2 separate regions of the Homo sapiens genome follow, and region 2 is linked to region 1. Evidence: read pairs that join two places in POLR2A ChIA-PET (ENCODE). Cell type or tissue: OCI-LY7. All regions are shown on one strand. Each heading gives the region's core, and the rest is flanking DNA. Links, peaks and the distances in the headings are about the cores only. Region 1 has its middle 48 kb from the start of RPS6KA3. Region 2 has its middle 120 kb from the start of RPS6KA3.

Region 1 (10,772 bases), core at 1,393-9,392:
AATGAGGTAAAATGTGTACAGTAAGTGAATCTAGGTAAAACATATGTAGATGATATTTGTACCATTTTTATTCTTGCAACTTCTCTGTAAGTTTAAAATTATTTCTGAATGAAAGTGTTTTTTTTAATCATGTCTGGGCCAAGTGTGGTGGCTTATACCCACTGAAAGTAATCCCACTGCTTTGAGAGGCTGAGGCAGGAGTATCACTTGAGTCCAGGAGTTCGAGACCATCCTGGGCAACACAGAGAGACCACATCACTACTAAAAATTTTTTTAATTAGCCAGGTGTAACAGTGAGCACCTGAATTCCCAGCTACTTGGGAGACTGAGGTGGGAGGATTGCTTGAGCCCGGGAGTTCGAGGTTGCAGTGAGCTATGATCACACCACAGCACCCCAGACTGGGTGACAGAGTGAGACCCTGTCTCAGGAAAAAAAAAAAAAAAAAAAAAAAAAAAAAAGGATGTCTGCACAAGACTTTGCATTTGTGATATTTAACAAGTTCAATTGTTATATCCATATTCATCCATCTATCTTCAGTAATCATGTCTCCAGCACTATGCTAAAATGCTGTAGAGATTGAAGAGAGAAATAGGCATAATTTTTTCTTTAAGTAGTTCATTTCTACTTTAGAAGAGAGGACACAAACACATAAATAGACAGAAATCATGATAAGCAGCAAATGCTGAAGACCAAATGAGTAGTAGCGGCAAAGGGAAGACGAAATGGAATTTCAGGGCTTTAGGGAGGAGGTGGAAGTTGAGTGAGGCCTTTGAGCAGGGACTGGGTTTGGAAAGGAGCAGAAGAGCAGAAAGAGCACTCCAAGTGGAGAGCACAGTGAGACCCAAGCTGGCAAGGTAGGAAAGCACACCCTGTTGCGAGCAGTATGATTTAAGAGGTTTCACTGGCAGTGGGGTGGGGAGGATCAGGGTAGGAATGTTAGTTGGGGCCAACTGCGGACACATGGAAATACCAGGTTAAGGAGTCTGGAGTTGATTGCAGAGGCCAGAGGTCAGCAACAGCTTAGAAGTGCTGACCCCTCTTTCTTCTGCTTCTAGACAACACAGTTCAAGCTGGGAGTGGGCTGTGTCAATGATGGTGGAAGGACACCAAGAAGGATCCAATATTTGGAAACATCTCCTTCATAGATCCTACCAATCAGGAATCCATTTGAAAACACAACTATCTTTCAGAAGCAAATCTGGTAGTTATTGTTTACAATTAAGTACACTTTAATCAGTTAAACCCATGACTGTGTCAGTCACACTGAGGGAATGGAAACGTTTAAAGGAGGATAAAGAGCAGTAATTTTGGAGAACTGGGTGAAGGAAGGCTGACAGGGCAGGTGTATTAATGAGGGTAATTAATGGTAGCTGCTGTAACAAAAAAAAGTCTCAGCAATTTAACATAGTAAAGGTTTATTTCTCATTCATTAATGTCAAAATCTGGTACAGGTGGGGCAGCTCTCCTTAGTAGGTGTCTTCCAATTAGTGACTCAGAAATCAGCTGCTATCTTGTGAGGCTGCCATCTTAAACCCATGGCCTCTGAAATCACCATAGGAAAGAAAGATTGAGAGGGATTATCACACCAGGAGTTTTGTGGCCAGGCCTGAAGGTGACATCGATCACTCTGCCCATGACTTCAGTCACATAGGCTCAACCGACAGCAATACGTACTACCACTGGAATATGTAGTTGTTCCGTGTGCCCAGGAAGAAGAAATAAGACGGTAAGTATCATAGTTTTGGGTTCCCCCAAAAGCCAGCTCTGAGACAGGGATATGGGTACTAATAGCTTAGGTGAGAGGTGACCTCAGGAAATGCAAAGAGAATAGGGAAGTAAGTCAAAAAAAAGAAGGAAGCCAATACAGTGTGTTCATGAGCCTACTCTGGGCGCCACAGGCTCAATCCTACTGGAGACTTCTGGGATAAAACTTCTGTATAAAACAAGCCCCAAGTTGTTCCACCTGAGACGTGAAAAAGCTGATTGATTTCTCCAACAACTCATGTCCTTCGCTGGTTGTGGGCTAATCCCTGGGAAATCAACTCTGGCATTTCTGGCAGCAGGTCAAGCATGCTCCAGTGGCCAGGGAAAGTCCTCGGGCAGAGACATCACATGTGCTTCCTTGTGAAGCAAGCAGTATATACTGAATAGTGAGTGCTGAATGCATGTAAAAGGGACACTAAGAGCATCTGCTACAGTGAGCACCCACCGGTAGCAGATAACCCTGATCAAAGTGTTCCTTGGGGGGCAGAGAACAGCCTGAGGTCATGGCTCTGGGGTGAGTCCTGGAAATGCATTTTCAACAAGCTTGCCAACATGGGCTCAAGCAGTCCATTTATAGATGAGCACTTGGAAATACTTCCCATTCTCAAACTTTTGTCATTTCACTTCTCTCAAAACCACTTTAGTGGACCTGTTCTCTGTAAGGTCACTACTGCCCTCCACTTCAAATTCCATTGTCTCCTCAAGTCCTCAACTTAGTCATTTGACTAATGTTATTATTTCCTTCTTCTTGAAACACTTTTCTTCCTTCTGGGATCCTCTGCTCTCCTAGTACTTCTCCTACCTTCCTGGGTGCTCTCTGCACTCCTAATAACCAAGCAGCTCACTTTTCCCTGGAGGCCCGCCATTGTTCCTGGTCACTACACCTAGACTTTGAGAAGAAACCAGAAATGGTAAGTGGATCTATTGGTAATAGCTGCCTGAAGTCATGCATTGAGAAGGATTCTGAGGCTGTGTGGTAATTTAGCTACGTCTGCCATGGGTGTTGGCATAGGGTGGGCAGATTTCAGACATCAGCTCTGCTGTAGATCTTTCTCAAGTTTTCATCTTCTTTGATCTCCCTGGACAATCTCATCCACTCCTGAGGCACTAGCTATCATTTCTATATAGACACCACCTAAATATATATTTCTATTCATGACCTCTCTCAGGAGTTCCAAACCCATATTTCTAACTTTTCAGGGAACATATTAACCTCGATTTTTATTTTCTAATTACATTCTCTCTCATCTGCATTCTCCATGTCACATGATGGATTTACCATCTTTCAAAACACCCCAGCTTAAAACCTTGGCAATGCCTTCACTCCCTTAATATTTTCTCATCACCTTTCCCTATAGTTTAACATAATGCTCAACGAATTGTATTGGAATTACTTGTTTACTCTCTGCCCTAAAACACTGTGGATTCTCTAAATAAAAGAACCGGATCTAATCCATCTTGCATCTTCAGCTGCCAGAACTGTTTCAGGCACAAAGTAGACACTGAGCAAGTGCCTAAGGATATATTTACATGTATATGATGTATATGTGTGTGTGTATATTACATATATATAAGTACATATGTAAATCATGTGTGTGTGTGTGTTTTGTTTCTTCTCTTTAGCTCTTCCACCCCTTCCACCCTATATAGCTAATCAGTCACCAAGCTCCATCTAGTCAATTGCTTCAGAAAGACATCCACATACGCCAGCTTCTTTTCCATCCTCATTGCTTGTCACAGGTTGTGTGCCCTGGAAAACAGACTCTGAGATAGAGATTTAAATACAGGAATTTGATTAGGAATGCTCTCAGGAACAGCACCTATGGGGCAGTAAGGGCAGCAGGAGTAGGCAGAGGGAGGAGTTGGGCTACAACACAGTCATAATAAAAGTATCAGTTGACCCTAAGGGGAGCTCTGGAGCCAGGATGGACCTTTGCTGATTTTCCAAATTGGGAACAGTGCCTGGGCCTTTGTAACACCCCCTCGCACCATTGACGAATTATTAGATGTGGGCTGCTCCAGAGAAAGTCTGTGATTTGGAGCTAGTAAGGTCTCTTCAGCTGAGAGCAAGTCCCAGAAAGAAATTCCACTGAAAGCCATCAGTCACCAACATTTCCTGCCACTGGGGTAATGAGTGTCTCATTCCTGGAGTGGGGATCTTAGAGGCTCACCACAGCATCCACTACCCTGCTGGCATCCTAGTTCAGGCCCACGTAACCTCCCCTACTGCAGGCATTGCTAAACAGTCTCACTGCCTCCAACCTCTTTTTTTCCAATCCGTCCTTGGCCCTGACACCCAGACTAATTTTTCACAAATGGATCTGATATATTCCTGATATCAGAGTCAACACAGCTTATTAAGCAGTATGTGACAATTCAACTTGCATGTGGGAAGGGGGAGAGAAACGTGTGTGTGTGTTTATAAATATACACATAGGAAAGTATTTCTGGAAAAACCCATGGGACATAAAGTAGATTCGTGGTTGCCAGGGGAGGGAGAATGAGGAGTGACTGCTAATGGGTATGAGGTTTCTTTTTGAGGTGATGTAAATATTCTGGAATTAATGGCGATGGTTCCATAACCTTGTGAATATACTAAAACCCACGGAATTGTATACTCTGAAATGGTTAATTTGATGGCATTTGAGTTATATCTCAATTTTTTTAAAAAAAAAAAGTATCTCAGAGTTGACATATGAAAGTGATAGTGGTGAATATCAGGTTTTTATCCTTTATGTACCCTGGCTTTTCAGACTTTTATAACGTATTTTTTAATATTAATTTAGGAAGGAAAAAAATTCACCCTTCAAAATCACTTTTCTGCTTTAAAACCTCATCCCTATGCATGGAGTGAAGGCCACACTACTTGCAAAGTTGTCCAGGCCTTTTCTGAGCAGGCCCCAACCTGCTTTGACAGACACTCATCTTTCACTCTCCTGTGACTCTCCTCCCCTGAGACTCTCCTCCCCTGACTTCAGCTACTTCAGATTTCTTCATTTCCTGAACATGCCCTGGGCTTCCTTGCCTCTGAGGCTTTCTTCCCTGCCACTCACAGCCACCCCTTTCTTTGTCTCCACTCTGATCCAGCCCTACCTGCAGAAATATTTCCTGGTTCAGAACAACTCTCACTTCCCCAAAGCTGCAGTTGAAACGACTCTCTCTCTCTAGCTCTGCTAACAGTTTGTTTAGCATCTGCTTTGACAGCATTTATTACATGCTGCCATTTTATATAATCAGCCGTGTATTTCTTGTTAGGCTGATTCACATTTGATTCCTCTACAATATACAGTACATAGAGTAGATATTCAATAAAACTTAATTTTTAGTTTAAATTCTTTGGGAAAAAAAAGCAAATCTATATTTACACATTTGCTCAGTCAACGAGTTCTTAGTGGTGGCACACTCTGTGTCGGGTAATAGTCCCCAAGTCTGAAAATGTTCTCATTCTCATGAAACCTATTTTTTAATTTTTATTTTTATTCATGTATGACATACATACACTATGCACAAATCTTAAGTATATACCTCAATGACTTATTAAATATGTATATACCCATGTAATATATACACCCCATGCTCCCTCCCAGTCAATATCCTCCTGTCCAGAGGTAACCACTATTTCAAATCCTACCTCTATAGTTTTCCCTGTTCTCGAATGCCATATAAGTGGAATCATATAATATGTTCTCTTTTGTGCCAGGCTTCTTTTGTTCTTCATCATTTCTGTGATATTCATCCATGTGGTTGTGTATAGCAGTAGCTCATTCTTTTCATTGCTGTATAGTATTCCATTGAGGATATTCCATTGAATATTTCACAATTTATTTATCTATTTTCCTATTGATGAACATTTGGTTTGGTCCCGGTTATGAATAAAGCTGCAGTAAACATTCTTGAATATGGCTTTTGATGGACATAAATATACATTCCTCCTAAATATATACTTAGGAATGAAATTGCTGGATCATAGGTGGCTTTGGTAGTTACTGCCCAACAACCTTCCCAGAGGTTTTGTGCTAATTTACACTCTTACCAACAACATATGAAAACAAGCAAACAAATAAGTAAAACATCTGATAGTGAAAAAAGCAATGTGGAAAATTAAGATCAGATGATGAAGGTACTTTAGATTTGGTGACCAGGCAAGGCTTCTTTAACAAGGTGAACTTTAAGCCTGAATAACAAGAAGATGGCAGCCATGCACATGTCAGAAGAGGAGCATTTCAGGCAGAGGGTAAAACCACAAAGGCCCTAGCGCAGGAAGTAACTGAGCTTGTTTAAGGAACAGAGAGGAATCTAGGGGCCTTGGAGTAAGTGGGGAAGTGAAGACAGCAGATAAAGGGTGTGTTATTAAGCCAGCTGCCACAGTAGGTGACTGGAGCTTAATTCAGTGGGGGAAATTATGAGGAAGGGATAAAATACATGCTTCAGAATTACCCAAGAAAAGGGAATGCTTATATGCTGTTGGTGGGAATGTAAATTAGCACAACCTGGAAAACAGTAGGAACAACTCTGGAAAACAGTAGGAGATTTCTTTTTCTTTCTTCTTTCTTTCTTTTTTTTTTCTTTTTTTGGAGACGGAGTTTTGCTCTTGTTGCCCAGGCTGGAGTGTAATGGCATGATCTCAGCTCACTGCAACCTCCGCCTCCCAAGTTCAAGTGATTCTCCTGCCTCAGCCTGCCGAGTAGCTGGGATTACAGGCGCCTGCCACCACGCCCGGCTAATTTTTTCTATTTATAGTAGAGATGGGGTTTCACCATGTTGGCCAGGCTGGTCTTGAACTCCTGACCTCAGGTGATCCACAGGCCTCAGCCTCCTAAAAGTGCTGGGATTGCAGACATGAGATTTCTTAAAGAGCTAAAAGTAGATCTTCCGTTTGATCCAGCAATTCCACTACTGGGTATTTACTCAAAGTAAAACAAGTCATTGCATCAGAAAGACACCTGTACATGTATGTTTATTGCAGCACAATTCACAATTGCAAAGATATGGAACCAGCCTGAGTGCCCATCAACCAATGCATGGATTTTTAAAATGTGGCATACATACACCATGGAACACTACTCAGCCACAGAAAAAGAGTGAAATAATGTCTTTTGCAGCAACTTGGATGGAGCTGGAGGCCATTATGAGAAGTGAAGTAACTCAGGAATGGAAAACCAAATACCGCATGTTCTCACTTAGAAGTGGAAGCTAAGCTATGGGTATACAAAGGGATGCAGAGTGGTATAATGGACATTGGAAACTCAGAAGAGGGGAGGGTGGGAGGAGTGTGAGGGATAAAAGAACTACATATTGGGTACAACGTACACTACTTGGGTGATGGGTGCACTAAAATCTCAGACTTTACCTCTAAAGAAAGGAAAATAAAAGAATTAAAAAAATATTTAAAAAGAAATTATGTTTTTTAAAAAAAGAGAATTATCCTACCCAAGAGCCGAGAGACCAGGGGTCATTGGTTGAGGATTGCTGCTGGCAGGTTGGGGCTGGAGATGTTAATTTCCCAGCACATCTGTATCTAATATAGGCATTTTCTTCCATGACTGAGATTCAGTATCTTTCTCTTTATCTGGGCCTTTAACTTCGTCTTGTTTTCACTGGTCTTTCCTTGACCCTTGGCCCCACACCCAGCTCCTTGAATTCACTATTCTCTACCACTATAAATGTCATCAGCCATGTGGCCCACTTTCATTCCCATGGTCAGCCTCTCTTAATCAGGTCCACCATTTACTTTTACTTCTCCTGGACTCCCATTCACTAGGTATTCTACCTAGCACAGAGTCTTGCTAATAATAGACTCAGTACATGCATGCAGCATAACTATTGGCAGGGGATCCATAGCCATGCTGATTTGCAAAGACTTCAAATTACTGTTAAATCGCAGTTTGATTCTTGCTACTTCCTGCAATCCTTCCAATCCTTAGGTACTTCCTGGATGTTTTCCTGACAACTAAAGCCTCACTTTCTGTATCAGTTATCAGTGACCACATAATTCTGTGTAATAAAACACCCCAAGACTCAGTGTCTTTAAACAATAACCATTTATTGTGTTCACAAGTCTGTGGGTTGGCAATTTAGGCTGGGCTCAGATGGACAGTGCTTCTGATTTCAACTGGACTCACTCATGGATCTTACAGTCATCTGCAGCTCAGCTAATCTAGGATAACCTCAGCTGCAATGACTAGAATGACTCAACTCTGCTCCTCATGTCCCATCTTCCAACAGGATAACCTGGATATGTTCTCGTGGCAAACACAGAAGTAAGTGAAAACACTCAAGGCCTTTTGAGACCTGGACCTGGAACTGGCCCACCATCACTTCCACCACATTCTATTGCCCAAAACAAGTTACAGGGCCAGCCCAGATTCAAAGGAAAGGAAAATAGACTCTGGCTCTTCAGTGGATGAAATTCCAAGGTCACCTGGTAAAGGAAGAGGTGAAGAAGTAAGGTCATTAATGTAATCTTTCATACTGTAACACTTGCTTTTTGACTTAGAAGGTTGAGTGTGTTTTGTATGTCAATCACACCTCAGTAAAACGGTTTTTAAAACAAGAAGATTGAATGTTTATTTCCTTCCCTTTCAGCTCAAAGTTTCTATACTTTAAAACATCCAAATAGTACAATATAAGCAGCGCTGGCTTTTTGGTTTGAATTATTAGATATTGTTTCAGTTCTCCATTTCTATAGAGGCAGACATCAAAGACAGAAGTATGGAAAGTGTGATTTCACTCATAAATATCCCAGTAGAACTTAAAGACAATATTTTAAGTAACCAACTAAAGACTCATCTTGAACAGAAGTTAGATAACATCACCCACAATCTTAGAGTTTATTTATTTTATTTTATATTAAAGATAAGGATGTTCTCCCTACATCTGATGTCTTCACTGGAAGAGAGGCTGTGCAAAAAGGTGCTTAAATTGTATGTCATTCACAAAAGGGAACAAAGGAGCTGCCACTATTACTGCCGTTGCCATGGCCATATCATATTAAATCAGGATAGAGGAGGTTATTGAAACGGCTCTTCAAATAAGGTATCTTCTCATAAGACGTCTCTGCCAGCGAAATCAGTTGGAACATTGGGTACAGAGTGTCCAGTGGAGAGAACGTACAAAATACTCAAGCCGACGAAGATCCAGTGAATCAAATGGCCTTGCTGTGCTCCACTCAACACTATTTCTGTCTTGCATGAGGTGTGTGTCCTGAATTTGATTTACTATCTTTAATGTCATTCATCCACAGTCCATAGTATATATATGTGGATGCAGCAAGGTGCTCCAATTAGGACCTGGAAATCCACTACAGTCCAGTTGAAGCATAACGATTTGAAACATATAAAATGGTGGAGAGGAAGAGGGATGTGAAGGCAACGAGTTCCTAATGTCCTGCTTAGAAAGAAAGGGCAATGCAGAACGGTGATTAAGCAGCCAAATATCTGTGACAGTCTCAGGCTTGAGTCCAGGCTCTGCCACTGCTCGCTACGTGACTTCAGGTAGGTTTCTTACTATCTTTAAGCCTCGGTTTCTTTATCTGAAAATGAGACTACTGTTGAAACAACCTCAAAGGTTTCATGGAGGAGAAATATCAGTATGTAAAGCATTTTGCAAGGTGCCTGGCACAAAGTTAGCACTTAATTAATGAAAACTATAATTTTTGTTTTGGAGACAGGGTGTCGCTCTATTGCCCAGGCTGGAGTGCAGTGACTCAATCTTGGCTCCCTGCAACCTCCACCTCCTGGGTTCAAGTGATCCTCCCACCTCAGCCTCTCGAGTAGATGGGACTACAGGTGTGAGCCACCACACCCAGCTAATTTTTGTATTTTTTGTAGAGGCAGGATCTCACTATGTTGCCCAGGCTGGTCTCGAACTCCTGAGCTCAAGCGATCTACCCGCCTTGGCCTCCCAAAGCGCTGGGATTACCGGCATGAGCCATCACGCCTGGCCTGAGAACTATACATTTTTAAACTGGAAGGGACCTAGGAGATCTTTGTATAAAAGCTCATCATTCAGAAGATGAAAAACAACCACAGAGAAGGCTAAAGGAGTCCCACCTCAGTTACACAGCTTAGTGGCACAACTGGGGCTGAAAACCTAAGACTTTCTGATTCCTCTGCCTCTCTGTGTTATCCCTCCACCAACAAGCCCCTCTTGCCTACCCTCTTCCACACAGTGAAACTTCAATAAATAGCTAGGAGTTTTTGCCTTTCCCCTGGAAAGCCGCATCTCAGGCACAGGAAACTCTGAAAGGTATGGAATTTTCTAATGAGGCATTTGCCGCGTGCTCACTTTAATCCACTGCAAGTGTCTCTGGGAAATAAAATATTGGCAGGTCTGTCCAACAGCTGCTCAGCCTAGAGACCACAGCTTATTTTGGTCCATTTATGTTAACTCATCTGTCTCAAGCTCTTTGTTAGTGACTCACCGCATACTGCTACCAAAAATATACACCAAAAATCCAAGAATCATTCATATGAAGGGCAAACGTCTTGCTTAAAATACCACATTTCTGCCGTCGTGTTTTTATGAAGTTTTTCCTTCCTCCCGCCTCCACATCACATTTTCTTCTCTCCTTTCTTCCTTCTCCATCTTTGATCGCCTTCAGTGGCATGGAAGCTGCATGGGGTGATCAAGAGAATTCTAGAATGGATATCAGAAGGCCTGGTTCTGGTCCTGAGCTGGTATGCTTTAACTGCAAAAACCTAGCAAGTCACAACTGGTATGTGACTCGGTTTTTTCTTATCCATAATACAGGAGGGTTGTATTAGCTCTACAGTTCCCACCAGTACAACCGCCAAGAACTTCTTCATTGCTTTCCCTTGAAGGATTCCAAGCTTTGAAAGATTTTCATCTGCCACATAATCTACCTTTTAAAATAAAAATTAATATTCCCCATTTTCTATAAATTTTGAGTAAACAACCTAATTAATATACATTAGAATCAATAAATAACAATAAGCAGGAAATAAAAATGTTTAAAGTATTAAATTGACTTTTTTATTAAGATGGC
Region 2 (10,772 bases), core at 2,236-10,235, 76 kb before region 1:
ATAATTCTTCAAAGATGTTTATTGATTTTTCAGCAATCTCTTTTACAATATTCATGTCAGGCTCGGCTTTCAATTAATTCAGATTAATTGTTTACCAACATCCAATCTAATTAACTAGTTCGCTCCCCTGATGCAATCTTTTCACTCATCCTACTTTACTCTCGCCTCTTACCATTGTTTTATTCTCCATGTCAATTATTACATAGACAATAGGGTGAATTAAAGATGGCTAGAAATTATTTGTCACTCTCCCCTCAAAAGGTGGAGTTTATTTCCCCTCCCCTTGAATCAGGGATGGCTCCGTGGCTGCTTACCAACAGAAGGCAGCAGAAATAGTACTGAGCCAATTCTTTGCCTACCCTGTAAGAGGACTGGGCAGCTTCCACTTTTGTTTCCTCTCTCTTCAAATAGTCACACTTAAGACACTCCCTTTTGGAAGCCATCTGCCATGTTAGTGAGCCATTGTGATGCCCAGCCCGGTCAAGCCCCTAGTTGATTACAGCCCAGTCAATATCACATGAAGCAGAAGAATTACTCAGCTGAGTCCAGTCAACCCTGAAAATCATGAGAAATAATAAATGGTTATTATTTTGAAGCTACTAAATTTGGGGGTAGTTTGTTACACAGAAATAGATAATTTCTGTGCAGTAATAATTTTATAAATGATATAGTAGTTGGCAATTGAAGCGGAACTTTTTTAATGACAAAATTCCCAGAAATGCTAGTTATTTCAGGGAGGAAAAAACTTTATTGAGGATGTGATATTTCATTATTTCATGCATTCATTCACTCACATTTATTATCTCTGCCAGGTGTCTGTTAAGTGCTGAATTACCACAAGGCACATTTCTTGATCTTAAGGAGCTCACAGAGTAGTAGAATTTGAACTAAATGGGAACAATTCAAATCATTTTACATATTTCTGGACTATTTTTTTGGAAGAGTCATATAGACTGAAAATTCCCCACACTGAATTTGACCAAAGAACACCTATTTCTGTCCATGTATTTCTGTGGAACAATTCTTGAAGGCCATTTCAGATAGAATCCACTGTAGTCAAGCCCTGAAATTCTGTGCCGCTGAGGGTTCAAAAGAGGTTAAAAACTGGCTTACAAGAAATGCTATTGCCCTTAACCCAGAGCAATAGTGCTAGCTTCTGAGGGTGTGGTCAAAGCAGACGTCTTAACATTTCTGAGGGATTCAGCTTTTTTTCTTCCAATAATGATCAGTTTATATAATAAGGGCACAAGCCTCCCCACCTCCCATCCTACACCTTCCCACCTCAGAATAGGCAGTCTGAAACTGTCTCAGTGAGGAATTTAGGCTACAGCTGGAGAGACTCAGTAAATCTTCACAGTTCTATAGAAACAGGGAGACAGGAAGGGAAAGAAACATTGCAGAAACTTCCAGGAGAATTATGTGAAGAAGTCCTGCCAGGACAATACAGCTGGGCAACATCTTGCCTTTCTTTTTTTCTATGGAAACTCTGCTCAAAACACACACACACACACACACACACACACACACACACACACACACATCATACACACAACAAAAACACACACTCACTAAGCAGAATTTGCCAGTTTTGCTAGCCAGGGTTAGTTTTGCAATCAGTGATAAACCTCAGCAGGACAAGCTTCTTCGCGGCTATATTGGAGTAACTCAGGGCAACCAAAACAGATGGCCAAAATACTCTTCAGAAAGCAAACACGGTTTCTGTTGCCAGGCCAAGTGGAACCCCCAGGAAGTAAGGTTTCAGAGAGGGAAATTTTGGAGGTTCTTCTTCAAGAATGGAAAATGCGAATTTCACTTATTGTTCGACTACACTTCTTAGGAAACTTCCATGTCAGAAGAGGGATACTAAGATGTAAAGAACCCAGTCCTTGCCTTCTATACGAGAAAAGGTTATTCTCTTTCTGTGCCTCCTTGGCCCTTACATAGTAACTTCTCCTAACACTTCCTCAGAAGCGGTAGAAGGGGTAGACAGAAGCTTTCACCCCACACTCCCCTCCTCCATGAGACATTTCATGAATACAGACAGAAGTCTGACATCCATTCATCTTTCCTCAGGTGGCAAAAATGTCAGTGAGCAGAAATGCCCCCCCTCTTCATCTGACTTTCTTGATCCAGCCGGCCTATGGAAGGAGCTCCTAGGCCTTGCATTCTTTTCCCCATTATGAGCACATCAGGGCGGGACTTCCTTGCCTTGCAAAAGAGACCTTCCGTTTTCTACTTTTCCCTCCCTTGACTTGGGCAATTAAAGCCCAAAATAGGAGACAGATTGATGTGGGCCTTAGTTCTGATGGGAGTCCCTCTTTCTTGCTTCTTTTATCGCCATGAGAAGAACAGACCATGATTAAGCCAATAATTCAAGAAGGATGAGAGACATATGAAGAAACCCTCAACTCACCCTACAGTTGGAGCTACCCAGCTGAGTCTAGCTGAAATCAGTAAAGCTGCCCCCACCAACCTGCAGACATGTGGAAACTTAAAGCTTATTATCATTTGCCACTGAGATTTTTGTGGTTGGTTGCAACAATAGCTAGTTGATACAGAAACTGGTGATTACAGGTAATTAAAAGGCTGAACTCTGGATTCCAATTGCCTGGGTTCAATGGCAAACTCTCCAAACCAAAAGCTGATAAACTCAAACAAGTTACTCTCACTCTGTGTGCTCTGTTTGTATATCAATAAACTGGGATAAGACTGTTTTCTTTCCTCAGAGGATTGTTGTGAAAACTAGATTTCTCAATACACTCAAAGTATGTGAAGCAATACCTGGCACACAGTAAACATTCAATAAATGTTTTCCGGCATTATTTTATCTAACAAAGCTGATGCTGTATTTTTGCACATGAATACAAATTTTTGAATCAACTTCCAAACTTCCAAACTTCCACCACTCTGCAGGGATTTTTATTGGGATTGCATTAAATCTATAGATCAGAGGGAATTGGCATCTTAATATTGAGTCTTCCAATCCATAAATGTGCTATATCACTCCATTTATTTAGGTCTTTAGCTTTTCTCAGCAATGTTTTCTAATGTTCAGCATTAAAATCTTGCACATATTTTGTTACATTTATACCTAAATATTTCACGTTTTTGACAATATTGTAAATGATATTGTTTATTTCAATTTCCAATTTTTTATTGTTAGGACCTAATTAAACTAAAGAGCTTCTGCATGGCAAGGGAAACTATCAACAGAATAAACAGACAACCTACAGAATGGGAGAAAATTTTTGCAAATTATGCATCTGACAAAAGTCTAATATCCAGCATCTATAAGGAACTTAAACAAATTTACAAGAAAAAAGCACACAACCTCGTTAAAAAGCAGGCAAAGGACATAAACAGACACTTCTCAAAAGAAGACATACATGCAGCCGACAAACATGAAAAAAAAGCTCAACGTCACTGATCGTTAGAAAAATGCAAATCAGGCTGGGCACGGTGGCTCACGCCTGTAATCCCAGCACTTTGGGAGGCCGAGGCGGGCAGATCACGAAGTCAGGAGATCGAGACCACTGTGAAACCACGTCTCTACTAAAAAAATATATATATATACAAAAAATTAGCCGGACGCAGTGGTGGGCGCCTGTAGTCCCAGCTACTCTGGAGGCTGAGGCAGGAGAATGGCGTGAACCCGGGAGGCAGAGCTTGCAGTGAGCTGAGATCGCGCCACTGCACTCCAGCCAGGGTGACAGAGCGAGACTTCGTCTCAAAAAAAAAAAAAAAAAAGAAAAGAAAAATGCAAATCAAAATCACAATGAAATACCATCTCACACCAGTCAGAAAGACTATTATTAAAAAGTCAAAAGATAACAGATGCTGGTGAGGCTGCAGAGAAAAGGGATCACTTATACACTGCTGGTGGGAGTGTAAATTAGCTCAACCATTCTGGAAAGCAGTGTGGCAATTCCTCAAAGGGCTAAAAACAGAACTACCATTTGACCCAGCAACCCCATTACCAGGTGTATACCCAAAATAATATAAATTGTTCTACATAAAGACACATGCACACATATGTTCACTGTGGCACTATTCACAATAGCAAAGACATGGAATCAACCTAAATGCCCATCAATAATAGACTGGATAAAGAAAATATGGTACCTATACACCATGGAATACTATACAGTCATTAAAAAAGAATGAGATCATGTCTTCTGCGGGAACATGGATGGAGCTGGAGGCCATCATCCTTAGCAAACTAACACAGGAACAGAAAACCGAATACCACACGTTCTCACTTGTAAGTGGGAGCTAAATTGTGAGAACACATGGACACATAGAGGAGAAGAATGCACACTGGGGCCTACTTGGCGAAGAAGGGTAGAGGGTAAGAGGAGGGAGAGGAGCAGAAAAAATAATGAATGGCTACTAGGCTTAGTACCTGGTTGATGAAATATTCTGTGCAACAAACCCCCATGACACAAGTTTACCTATATAACAAACCTGCACATGTAGCCCTGAACCTAAAATAAACGTTTTTTAAAAAAATATTTGGCCAGGTGCAGTGGCTCATGCTTGTAATCCCAGCACTTCAGGAGGCCGAGGCAGGTGGATCACCTGAGGTTGGGAGTTCGAGACCAGGCTGACCAACATGGAGAAACCCCGTCTCTACTGAAAATACAAAATTAGCCAGGCATGGTGGCACATGCCTGTAATCCCAGCTACTCGGGAGGCTGAGGCAGGAGAATCACTTGAACCCAGGAGACAGAGGTTGCAGTGAGCCGAGATCACGCCATTGCACTCCAGCCTGGGCAACAAGAGTGAAACTCTGTCTCAAAAAAAAAAAAAAAAAACAAACAAAAAAATATATATATATATATTCATTGCTAGGATAGTGTATTTTGATATTGTATCATGCAATCTTGCTAAACTCACTTATGAGTTTTAGTAGCTTTTTGGTAGATTCTTTTAAATTTTCTACCTAGACAATCATTTTGTCTGTTCACAAAAACAGTTTTATTTCTTCCTTTCCAATCTGTATGCCTTTATTTCTTTTTTCTTGCCTTCTTATACTAGCTAGGACCTTCAGTACAATGTTGAATAGAAATGGCCGACACAATATACTTGTATCGTTCTTGATCCAAGGGAGGAAGCATAGCCTTTCGCCACTAAATTTAACTGTAGATTTGTCAGAGATGCCCCTTACCAGGTTGAGGAAATTCCCTTCTATTCCTAGTGCTCTGAGAGTTTTTACAAAAAATGAGTGTTGAATTTTGTCAAAAAAAATTTGCAACAATCAAAATAATATTTTTCTTCTTAATCTGTTAATATGGCAAATTTTATTGATTGAAACAACCTTGCATTCCTGAAATAAACCCCACTTCTTTGAGGTGTAGTATTTTCATAGGTTGCTGGATTTGATATGCTAACATTTTGTTTATTTGTTTGTTTGTTTGTTTTGAGACGGACCCTCGCTCTGTTGCCCAGGCTGGAGTGCAGTGGCACTATCTTGGCTCACTGCAACCTCTGCCTCCCGGGTCAAGCAATTCTCCTGCCTCAGCCTCCTGAGTAGCTTGGATTACAGGTGCCTGCTGCCACACCCGGCTACTTGTTTGTTTGTTTGTTTGTTTGTTTGTTTGTTTTGAGACAGAGTCTCGTTCTGTCGCCCAGGCTGGAGTGCAGTGGCGCGATCTCGGCTCACTGCAAGCTCAGCCTCCCGGGTTCACGCCATTCTCCTGCCTCAGCCTCCCGAGTAGCTGGGACTACAGGCGCCCGCCACCACGCCCGGCTAATTTTTTGTATTTTTAGTAGAGACAGGGTTTCACCGTGTTAGCCAGGCTGGTCTCAAACTCAGGTGATCTGCCTGCCTTGGCCTCCCAAAGTGCTGGGATTACAGGTGTGAGCCACCATGCCCAGCCTGATATGCTAACATTTTGTTCAGAATTTTTGCAACTGTGTTCATGAGGGATATTAGGCTACAGATTTCTTTTCTTCTTATGTCTTTGTGTGGTTTCAGTAACAGGGTAATGCTGACCTCATAAAGTAAATTGAGAAAATTTTACTCCTATTTGATGGAAGAGGTTGTATAGCAATGGTATTATTGTTTCCTTAAGTGTTTAGTAGAAGTCACCAATAAAGTTTTTTTGGGTGGGGGAGAGGGAGGTTTTACACTGTGAAAGCAATTTATTTAATAGCTTTAAGGTGATCCTAATATTCATTTCTTCTTGAGTGAGCTTTTGATAATTTGTGCCTTTCAAAATTTTTTATCTAGTTTATAAAATGTATTGGCCTAAGGCTGTCCGCAAAACAGTCTTGTGGCACCTATACACCATGGAATACCATGCAGTCATTTAAAAACAATGAGATCATGTCTTTTGTGGGAACATGGATGGAGCTGGAGGCCATTATCCTTAGCAACACAGGAAAAAAAAACCAAACACTACATATTCTCACTTGTAATTGGATTGGTTCCAGGACCCCCACCCCCAATATGAAAATACTCAGATGCTCAAGTCCCCCAATTGGCCCTGTGGAACTCTTACATATGAAAAGTCTGACTTTGGCGTCCACGAATTCTGCATTCGGTGATTACTATATTTTATACCCACAGTTGGTTGAGTCTGTGGATGCAGAATTCATGGATACAGAGGGCCAACTGTATTCTTTTATTGTCCCTTTAATGTCTATGTGATCTTTAGTGATGTCCTTTCTTTAATTCCTGATATTAGTAATTTGTATCTTCTCTGTTTTTCTTGATCAGTCTGGCTAGAAGTTTATAAATTTTATTGATCTTTTCAAGCCAACTTTTAGTTTCATTGATTTTCTCTATTTTTTTCTGTTTTCTATTTCATTGATTTCTGCTATTATTATTATTATTTTGAGACAGGATCTCACTCTGTTGCCCAGGCTAGAGTGCAGTGGTGTGATCATAGCTCACTATAGCCTCGACCTCCTGAGCTCAAGTGATTCTCCCTCCTCAGCCTCTTGAGTAGCATGGTGTGTGCCACCATGCCCAGCTAATTTTTTTTTTTTTTTTTTTTTTTTGTAGAGATGGGGTCTGCCTAGGCTGGTCTCAAACTCCTGGCCTCAAGCAATCCTCCCACTTTGGCCTCCCAAAATGCTGAAATCACTCTTATTTTTATTATTTCCTTCATCCTCCTTGCTTTGGATTTAATTTGCTCTTCTTTTACTAGTTTCTTAAGGTAGAAATTTGACCCATTGATTTGACAATCTTTTTAAAATTTCTAATGTAAGCATTCAATGCTATAGATTTTCCTCTAGGCACTGTGTTACAAGCATCCCACAATTTTTGATACATTCAATTCCAAGTATTTTCTAATTTCCCTTGCAGTTTCTTCTTTGGCCAATGATGCTATTATTTAATTGCCACATGGATCCTGCATCTATTTCTCAGTTGGTTCACAATGCATATGACCAAGGAGTGTGTACTATTAGTATCCCCAACCCAATTACCCACCAGGATCTTACTGTTAATATGTGAGGTCAGATGCATGAAGGAAGTGCTAAAGACCAGTGGATCCTATAGACCTCGTGTATAATAATCACCTAAGTCATTTTTAAAAATGCAGATTGATGAATTCTACCCTCGGAGATTCTAATTCAGTATATTTGAAGTGGGGATATAGAAATCTGCATTTAAAAAAAAAAAACACTAAGAATAATTCCCTAGGGGACCATGACGTTCGGCTAGATTTGATAATTCATGTTAAGGTATAGAAAAAGTGTTTTCAGTAGAACCTGGACTAGAGTGAGGCAAGATAAGCACCTAGGGTACAAAATTTAAGGAGGCACTCACTCTCGGGGTCTCAGGTGTACTTGTCCACACCTGAAAGTGAGTGCCACTTTAAATTTTGTGCCTTGGCAGCTCTCTTGCCTCACCCTAGTACCAGCCCTGGTTTTCAGCATGGCGTGGGTGGGGGGAGTGCACGTGTATCAGGAATCCCTACTCAGCATGATTCCCTGTTCCACTTAGCTCCGAAGGTTGCTCTACAAACCATCCTAAAGTAACACTAAGTCACTTGCTTGCCAACTTGAATGAACCCTTTCTGCCGGTCCTACATTCCTAGCCAATCCCAGCACCACATTCTTATCTTTTGCCTCCTCTGTGACCACATCTCAGCCTTGTGTTATTATCTCCTAACCACTAAATACTGCCTTGTTCCCAGCTCTTTTCCCCATCTTGAGAACGAATTGCTTCCAAGTCTGTTTATATGCCAGTTTTTTAGGATTTCAAGGATTTCTATCTTAATTCTAAGGATAATGGAAAGTCATTAGGAAATCATTGAAGAGTTTTAAGCAAGTATCGTAAATTCCACATGTCCAAAACTGAATTCTCCCACTAAACCTGCTCCTCCTTTTGTATTCCCAAAGTAAATAATACCACCATCTACCCAAACCAAAAATTGGAGGATCATTCTACACTTTCCTTTCCTTCAACTTCAGTTTCCAACCAGCCACCAAATCCTGTCACTTCTACCTCCTAAATATCTCCAGACCTATCCAATTCTATCTATCCCCACAGCTTCTGCCTTAGTTCAAGCCATCCTCATTTCTTACCTGGAGGCAGTAACCTCCTAACTGGTCTTAGTACTTCCAACATCCATAGTGTGATAATTTATTGGGACAGTTCAGTAAAAAGGATAACCAAAAAGAATTAAAAATATGTAATTTTAGAAATGTTTACTTGATCAATAAATTGGCATTATTATATTGCAATAGAATAAAACTATAAAATAGTTCTATTCAGAAACTATTTTTAAGTGAAATTATTTCTAATAATAAAAGTTATGTATATCTATGCATATTAAACCAAAAACTCTTAAGCTATATTTATTCTGTGACCATTAAACACACACAAGCAGAAATCGTTCTCGGTACATATTGACATATACATACTGACATACTTTAATTGGTTTCTTCACCATATACATCTCTGAATAATATTTCATTCTGTGGAAAGACCACATTTGGTTATCCATTCATCAGTTGATGGACATAAGGGTTGTTTCACATTTTGGCTATTATGAATAATGCTGCTATGAGCATTCATGTACAAGTTTTTACGTGAACACATGTTTTCAATTCTCTTGGGTATATACCTAGGAGTGCAACTGATAGGTCAAATGGTAACTCTATGTTTAACTTTTTGAGGAGCTGCCAAACTACTTTTCATAGGGGCTGCACCATTTTACATTCCCACCACCAGTGTATGAGGGTTCCAATTTCTACACATCCTTGCCAACGCTTACTTTTCAGTTTTCGTTTGCTCGTTTGTTTTTTATTATAGCCATCCTAGTGGGTATAAAGTGGAATATCTGGAAGATATTCTCAAGTTATTTTTTATTGATATATAAATATATAAGCCCAAATATTTTCTTAGGTAGTGTCTTTTTTACTCCATTTGGAATACCTTTCTTTGACAAGTATTTTTATGAGACAAAACTGATTAAATAAATTATCCCTATGATCTTTTTACTGCTTTGCCCAACTCAGAGGCTGCTCAATTTCAATTTGTTTTGGTACAAACTATAAATTTTTCCAATTAAAAATAGCAGCTTCATCAAAAGCCACTTCAGAGTTAAGATATTCTAACATTCAATTACAGAATTGTGAAACTAAATCTTATAAATCATTTGAACTCTCGTTATTTAATTTATTTAGTTTCCCTCTTGTTTTGAAGGGATAAATCTCAATGTCTTTCATTTGAAAGCTTTGTTCTCAATGATTTTACTTTTCTAAAATCTTCAAATGTGAGCTTTCTTTGAATACTTTGATTAAACATTTCCAAATGGCTTTGAGACAACAATGAAATAAGATTTAGAGGACTCATAAAACTGTTCAATGCCAATGTAGGACACTTAGATTGATTTGCAAAGTAGTTCTTCAAAGGCAAAACATTTCTAAAATCCGCTCGATGACGCACGTACTGTCATGCTAAGTATTTTTAATTCAACATCAGTTTTGTCATAAAATTTTTGTATTTCAGTTACTCTAACATTGTATAAATAGAAATATTTGTAAATTTTGACAACTACAGCTTCTATTTTGATTGGTATAATATTGCAGCTTGTTTGTACGTAATTATGAATTATGTATGCACCATGACTAATTCCAAGTATAGTTCACTTCCATAGATTTTTAAATTTTAGTAAGAACATTGTTTTCATCATGATGTTGTGCTGCACCAAAATTTGTGTTTTAACCGTCATCCCCAAAACAAATAATTTTATCTTCAAATGTTGAACTTTTTGTTTTGTTCTGGTTTTTGGTTTTTTAGTTCTTTTTTTTTTTTTTTTTTTTTTTTTTTTGGAGACAGAGTTTCACTCTTTTTGCCCAGGCTGGAGTACAATGGCACAAACTCGGCTCACTGCAACCTCCGCCTCCCAGGTTCCAGTGATTCTCCTGCCTCAGCCTCCAGAGTAGCTGGGATTACAGGTGCGTGCCACCACACCCAGCTAATTTTGTATTTTTAGTAGAGACAGGGTTTCACCATGTTGGCCAGGCTGGTCTTGAACTCCTGACCTCAGGTGATCTGCCCACCTTGGCCTCCCAGAGTGTTGGGATTACAAGTGTGAGCCACCACGCCTGGCCCAAATGTTGAACTTTTAATATGAATTTACTATAGCGTTTACAATAATAACAGATGTTTCACCTTTGATAGAATGAACCTCCAAAAGCTTGTTTTAGATCCATGAGTTGGCTGAAAATATCGAATTATAATTGGAATGAACTGATTCTTTTTTCTTCGAAGCATCTGAAGACACGAATAGAAAACTGGTGTCATTTATCTG

Evidence for each region. ChIA-PET counts read pairs that join two places held together with the same protein. Peaks named below come from ENCODE experiments on the same cell type or tissue, not always from the same donor. Only the 100,000 strongest peaks of a DNase experiment are listed, where the experiment ranks them.
Region 2: POLR2A ChIA-PET joins it to region 1 with 13 read pairs; 4 of 35 experiments call an interaction of 5 or more read pairs at or near these places.

What each region holds. Positions count from the first base shown.
Region 1 is chrX:20,309,377-20,320,148 of GRCh38, reverse strand. No RefSeq gene overlaps it. Among named protein-coding and RNA genes, the nearest start is that of RPS6KA3, 48 kb to the right of the region's middle. In OCI-LY7, for the core only: no CTCF peak of the experiment used is centred there; DNase peaks (open chromatin) are centred at 4,858, 6,038 and 8,418; H3K27ac peaks cover 3,574 bases.
Region 2 is chrX:20,386,082-20,396,853 of GRCh38, reverse strand. No RefSeq gene overlaps it. Among named protein-coding and RNA genes, the nearest start is that of RPS6KA3, 120 kb to the right of the region's middle. In OCI-LY7, for the core only: no CTCF peak of the experiment used is centred there; no DNase peak of the experiment used is centred there.